Linked DNA regions of Homo sapiens: region 1 is linked to region 2. The links are chromatin contacts, found by Hi-C in ENCODE. All regions are on one chromosome and are shown on one strand. The core of a region is the stretch at or near the end of the contact, and the rest is flanking DNA. Distances in the headings are between cores, read along the strand shown. Region 1 holds the start of TMED7-TICAM2 (TMED7-TICAM2 readthrough). Region 2 holds the start of MAN2A1 (mannosidase alpha class 2A member 1).

Evidence for each region. Hi-C counts contacts between places; a loop is a spot of excess contacts on that map. Pooled maps may share reads with other maps.
Region 1: a loop to region 2 is called in a map of B cell, with 10 times the contacts of the local background. The contact joins the promoter of TMED7-TICAM2 here to the promoter of MAN2A1 in region 2. A Hi-C loop is called at or near these places in 2 of 168 maps with a recorded cell type or tissue (B cell and CD8-positive, alpha-beta T cell) and 8 of 50 pooled maps.

Annotation. Positions count from the first base shown.
Region 1 is chr5:115,624,514-115,627,360 of GRCh38, reverse strand. TMED7-TICAM2 (TMED7-TICAM2 readthrough) reads left to right here and starts at 1,325. Exons shown (of 4, transcript NM_001164469.4): 1 at 1,325-1,760. The coding sequence starts at 1,569. It overlaps TMED7 (transmembrane p24 trafficking protein 7), which reads left to right and starts at 1,325. Exons shown (of 3, transcript NM_181836.6): 1 at 1,325-1,760. The coding sequence starts at 1,569. RefSeq lists an enhancer at 1,260-1,429 and a silencer at 1,600-1,669.
Region 2 is chr5:109,688,026-109,691,176 of GRCh38, reverse strand. MAN2A1 (mannosidase alpha class 2A member 1) reads right to left here and starts at 1,250. Exons shown (of 22, transcript NM_002372.4): 1 at 625-1,250. The coding sequence starts at 759. It overlaps MAN2A1-DT (MAN2A1 divergent transcript), which reads left to right and starts at 78. Exons shown (of 1, transcript NR_186543.1): 1 at 78-3,151. RefSeq lists silencers at 387-486, 897-1,106, 1,137-1,656, 1,667-1,956 and enhancers at 2,067-2,166, 1,926-2,594.

The sequences.
Region 1 (2,847 bases), core at 76-2,575, 5.9 Mb before region 2:
CTGCACACATTTACATAAATAACACATCTTTTAATAAAAATATTTTCGAAATAAAAATTTAGCAAGAAGAGTGACCTTATTTTTGTAAATCTTTCATATCTAGATTTAAGGAAGAAGCTGGGTGCTCATTTCCTTTGATATTCAATCTGTTATGCTGTTTTGGTTGAAATATATAATGAAAATCCAGCTTCATACAGATCATTACATACCCTCTGAAAGGGTTTCAGGAGGCTTCTGGGGACTTCAGAGCAACACTTGAGAACCACTGCTCTAAAGCATATACTCCATAAATATATGTAAAATGGAATTTCCAGGCTGTGGCTACATATTCCAGGCTATATATATATATATATATATACATATATACACACACACACACACACACTGTATATAGGTGTGTGTGTTCTGTGTGTGTATACATATATTCTACTTTATTAGATAATGGCACATTGTTTTCCAACTTGATTAACCAATTTACTTTTTCACTAGCAGTGTATAAGAGGTTTTGTGGCTCTATAAGTCGACCAATATCTGTTATTGTTACACTTAAAATTTTTGCCTATCTTGTGGTATGTAATGTATTGATTGCACTGTGACGTTTAATTTAACAAAAGTTCATCTAGTGCTTGCTATGTACCAACCACTTCTAGGTACTTTTTCCAAATATTGGTACTTTGTAATAATTCTCTATGGTAGGTGCTATTATCTCCATTCTACAGATACACACTGAGGCAGAGAATTTAAGCAAGTGGCCGGACGTCACACAGCCAGTACGTGGCAAAGCAGGGATTAAGCACTCCTGCAGTCTGCTCTTAGAATTCGCGCTCCTTGCCCAGCTGCTTCCCCCAAATATTTATTATTACTTATGAGAAAACTCCGCAAATTGCAAAGCGCTCTACCACCAACGATTAGCACCCTAGGGCAAAATGAGCCCTTTACCACTCCCTAGATGCTCCCCAGCGCTAAGTTCCCAGCGGAGGTTGCAGTGAGCGCAGATCGCGCCACTGCACTCCAGCCTGGGTGACAGGGCGAGACTCTTGTCTCAAAAAAAAAAAAAAAAAAACAACAAAAAAAGCCAGTGATTGGAGCGTAATTACCCTCGCCAACCGCCTGTAACCACGGCGGCCGCCACGCCCCGTTTCCTGGTCTCGCCCCTCTCCGCCCACGACTCTGGCCCCGCCCCTCGTCCCAGGCTGCAACGGAGGCAGAGCCAACGCCTCGCGGGCTTCCACGTACGCACTCCAACGCGTGTTCCCGGAGAAGAACGCATCCGGGTCACGGGAGCCGGTGTCTCAGGCTCCGCCCCTTCACCCCCCGAAAGGCTAATCCCCACTTCCGACCCTCTCAGGCCTTTTCCGCTTCTCTTTTACCTCCCCAGGTCCGCCCGTCTGCGCCCCTCACAGGAAGCCGGAGGGTCGCTCTGATCCCGAATCTCCCACAGGCGTGAACCTGCTCTGCTGTGTATCTTTGCGGGGTGGCCTGCGCTGAGGCCTGCCGCGCGCGGTGAGTCCGCGCAGACCTGACCCTGCGTCTCGCAGCTCGGTTGAGGCCGCCGCCGCCTTCTCGGGATGCCGCGGCCGGGGTCCGCGCAGCGCTGGGCGGCCGTCGCGGGCCGTTGGGGGTGCAGGCTGCTCGCACTGCTGCTACTGGTGCCTGGACCCGGCGGCGCCTCTGAGATCACCTTCGAGCTTCCTGACAACGCCAAGCAGTGCTTCTACGAGGACATCGCTCAGGGCACCAAGTGCACCCTGGAGTTCCAGGTATCAGGGGCCTAGCAGTCCCTGGGCCCCAACTCGCGGCTCCAGGATTGGGGGTGTAACTTGAGGGATGGCACTTTCCTGTCCGTGTTTCCCCGTTCTTAGGCTAATTCAAAAATCGCTTCTAGGTAGCTGATGCCCAGCATTTGACTTTCCTCTAATAAACCTTGGGTGAGAGATGTTAAGACCGGGTGTTAAAATATATGAATTCCAGAAATGCTCCCTTTAGCATTTCTTTCCATCTCATTTTTAAGGCCTATTGAACTTTCTTCCTTAAAAGATTCCCTTAAAGAAAATCATTTATACTCTGTAGTACCCAGTGTCAACCCTCTACTCTCTAATCCACACCTCCAATTTAATTGGATTTGGAGTGCTGCCAATGTCTAACTTCATTGCTTTTCAGTTTTACCAATATTAGGACTGTTGGTTAATACGGTCCTTGTCATTGGAAGAGCTCCATTACAGGTTGAACGGCCATTTGCCAAGGGAGTTGTAGAAAGAATTGCTGTGATAAATGAGAGGCCCCTTCTGATATTTGGGATTATATAAAAAAGAAACTTTAACAGAATGTGGTTTATTCGGTTGGTTAGAACAGTCTTTACTGAGCTTCAATTTTGGTTGGTAGGCGCATTTAACATTTGAGTAGCTATTGAATACTAGGTGCCAGTGGTACAGAAGTGGTCGAAACAGATAGGGTCACTGCCATCATTCATGATTCCCCTCTCACCCTGCTTTTCTTAACTGGTATCTGCTCATTCATCAGAACTGTGCCTTAAGAGCAGTAAGTAGGATCCATGAAGGAAGACTTCCTTTGGAAAATTATTTTAAGCTGAACTTTAAAGGATGAGCTATAAACACCTTGGTAAGGGAGGAGGGGGAATAGCCTGTGGTAGTAGTGAACACTGAGAATTTCAGGGCCATAGAGAGAGGTCCAATATGGTTGGGAATAAGGAGCCAGAGCAAGGGGGTCAGCAGGGGCAGGCCAGATAGTGTCTTGCTGACCATGTTAAGGATTTGTTTTTCCTGAAAGTGTAGGAAGCCATCAGAGGGTTATAAGCAGTTCAGTGATATGACGAGAATATTCTTGGTA
Region 2 (3,151 bases), core at 1-2,500:
GCGCTTCCCCACTCGGTTCCCCCTGTCTGCCACAAACAAACCAGATGTAATAGCTGAAGAATGACGACACTAAAATCAACCTAGAGATTCACATCTAAAAGGGCCGCAACACGAAATAAACTTCTCTCTCTTCAGAGGCAGCGGGGAAGAAAAAGAAAAAAAAGCCTAGGTGGGTTCGGTTTGATCCATTTCCGCGACTCCGTGCGCTCAGGGGCTCTGGGCTGGTGCGGGCGGCTTAACCCTGTGAGAGCCGAGAACGACCCCACCGGGATACGCGGGCCCCGGGCTGGCGGGGGGTGCCTCACGCCGCGCCCGTTCCCCCGCCAGCAGGTGCCCGAAGCCACCCCAACAGGCCGGGTGCGAATGCCGGAACATGGCCACTTTCCTGAGCGGGATGATGCCGCCGCCGCCGCCGCACGCCGCCCAGCACTTTGTTAACTTGGCGCGCCCGGGCGAGGTGGCTCCCAGGAGGTGATCATTGCCGTCCGAGAGCTACAGAGCCCCTGGCCTCGCCCAGCACGGGTGTGGGGCCGCGGCGGGAGGAAGAGGTTGGGTAGCAGCCGCTAACCAGGGGCCCGCACGCCTGGCCCCTCGGAGCCCCGCGCCCCCTTCCCAGGTGCTTACCTGAGGGAAGGAGCCCTCGCGGCGCGGGTTCCTGGGGTAGTCTAAGTGACCCCGGTCCAGCATCAGGTAGAGCGAGAAAATCACCACACAGAAGATCGCACTGCCGAACACGGTGAACTGGCGGCTTAACTTCATTTTCCTCGATAGACTCGGGGCCAGGACACTCTCCTCAGCCAAAGGAGACAGCGCACTGTGGACTCTAGGAAGCAGCCGCCGGAGGCTCCCTTCTCCCGGGCTGCGCGACCTCCGCGCTCTCGGATGCGGGTGCGAGTCCCCGCCTTGCTCCGCACCTAGTCTCCGGCGCCACCACACGCCCTTGGCCTTCGCCCTGGCCTGCCGCCCTCCCCGGGGTCGGGCGCCCCTCTCGAGGCGAGACTCGCCGGCAACTGGGAAGGGGGGCCCCCACAAACTTGATCGCAAGCTCAGCGCCGACCTCCGGCAGGGCGCGCGGGGCAGGCGGAGGAGAGGTCGCTGCCCGCACTTCCTGCCACCGCCGCCCCAACTGAGTCGGCAGGAAAAGTTTTCTCGACGAGGGCAGGCGTGTCCTCCTCACCCAGGGGAGGCGCGGGTTCGGCAGCTCCCGGGCCGGGGCCGCGCAGCTAGGTCAGAGAAGCGGAGGGGAAAGGAACAAGATCGCGAGGAGCCAAGCCCTACAACTTCTGGGCGGGACGGTCGGGCCCGCCCCCGCGGCACCGGCACCGCCCCCGCCTACCCCGACTGAGCCCCTTCGTGCTGCTGCCGCCGCCGCCGCCGACGCTGCGGCTGGGCCGATGTGCACCCCGGACTCCGGGGCTCACGGATTGATGAGTTTCCTCAGAGCTAGCGTCCGCTCGCCAGACTCTCCCGCCCCCCGCCGCCCCTACCTTCCCCCTCCCGGACCCAGGCTCCGCGGGGAGGCGCAGGGGGCGGGCGGCGGCAACGCGGAAAGAAGGAAAAGGAGAGCAGGGAGGAAAGGACCGTCCCCGGAGAGAAGCCCGCTCCAGCTGCAGCCGCTAGCCCCCTCCCTCTTTCCCGCCCCACAAACGCGGAGATGGCGGCGGAAGCGGCGAAAGGAAGCGCCGGTTCTCCAGCGCCACTTGGCGCTCCAGCACCGCCCGCCACGAGCAGGAGGAGACAGCGGCGGCGCAGCAGCCGCTGGGTCAATAGGCGCCCGCAGCGCCTGAGCCGAGCGGGCGGCTGGCCCCGCCCCCTCCCGACGCTCCGAGATGAGGGGGCGGGCCCCACGGCGCCCAATCACAGCGCGTCGCCCGGCGGACCCGCCCCGCGCCTGCCTCCCAGTGTCCCGGCGATAGGAAGACCTCACAGGGCTCTTGTGACCTGGCAGGCAGCTTTCTGGGAGTTGAGGCCTTCGGGGGCGTTCAGGCGCCAGCACCCCCACGTCCAACAGGGGTTGAGCTTACACCCCACTTCCCTTTGTTGCTCAGGTTTCCTATCCTAGGACACTCGGGCCTGGCGTGCCTGGAAGAGTACTTGGTGACGGGCTGGAGGAAATGCAAGAGAAGAGGGCTTGCACATTCTCTTCGGGCTCACTATTTCCTCCTTTGGTGACAGCCTGTTAAAACCTGGGGGAAAGGAGACTGACAAAGGGCCGTCCAGGCACATGTAGAAACATCTGACTACGAAATCCATGAGTGTAATCTGAGAAGTGATGCTTCTGCCAGTTATTGATTTATTGCCTCTCAGCTCCAAATTCGCCCTTTTTGACTGCACTGTAAAAACGGATCTGAGCCTTTTAAACAGTTTTTCGTTTGCCTTCTGGGACTGAAGCTTTATCAGCAGAGGGCGCTGAAGAGACATTACAGAAAAAAAGGATTTTGCTTCCTGATTTCTGTGTATTGATAAGCTTTTGCAGCATACCTGGCTTTCTCCACTGCCAAGGTCCTATAGTGCTCAGTAACTAGCAATTTCCTCTCACATGCCCAACTCTAGGAGCTTTGTAGAGGAGGTGAGACACTACCCCATGAATAACTTCCCTGGCACCCTAGAGGCATTTGCAGCAAGTTGCAGAGGGCACATCTTCCACAAGCTTTGCAGACGTAGCCCAATGGTGACTTCTCTGCCATTCAGTGAGCCAGGTCATGCCCTCTCCAAAAACGTCTAGATCTTAGCCCTGGGAGGAATTGGGGAGGTTCTTCATTGGGCACTCTGTCTCTCAACCCAAGAGTTAGTTATAAGGTTAGCTCCTTATAGCTGCTGTTGCTATATTCTTTAAAGTTCTCTTCTTGCTAGTGAATCCTTCATTACTCTAATCCTCTATTATAGTTAACAATTCTTTTTATTAAGCCTTCCCTGTCCCGGGAGTAGTCCCAAGAAATAGACCTGCAAAGATGGGATTAAAGGTCAGTTTGATTGAGGTTTTGAGCTTTAGCTCCTTGCCAAAGGGAAATGTAATTCATGACATGCTGGGCATCTCAATTAAGCAATTACCTGTGGTTGATCCTGATGAAGTGCCAACTGAAGCCTGTGCCTTGGGGCCCCAAGTGGCTGCTACACTTGACTGCTATGGTTATAAAGATGACTAGAAAGA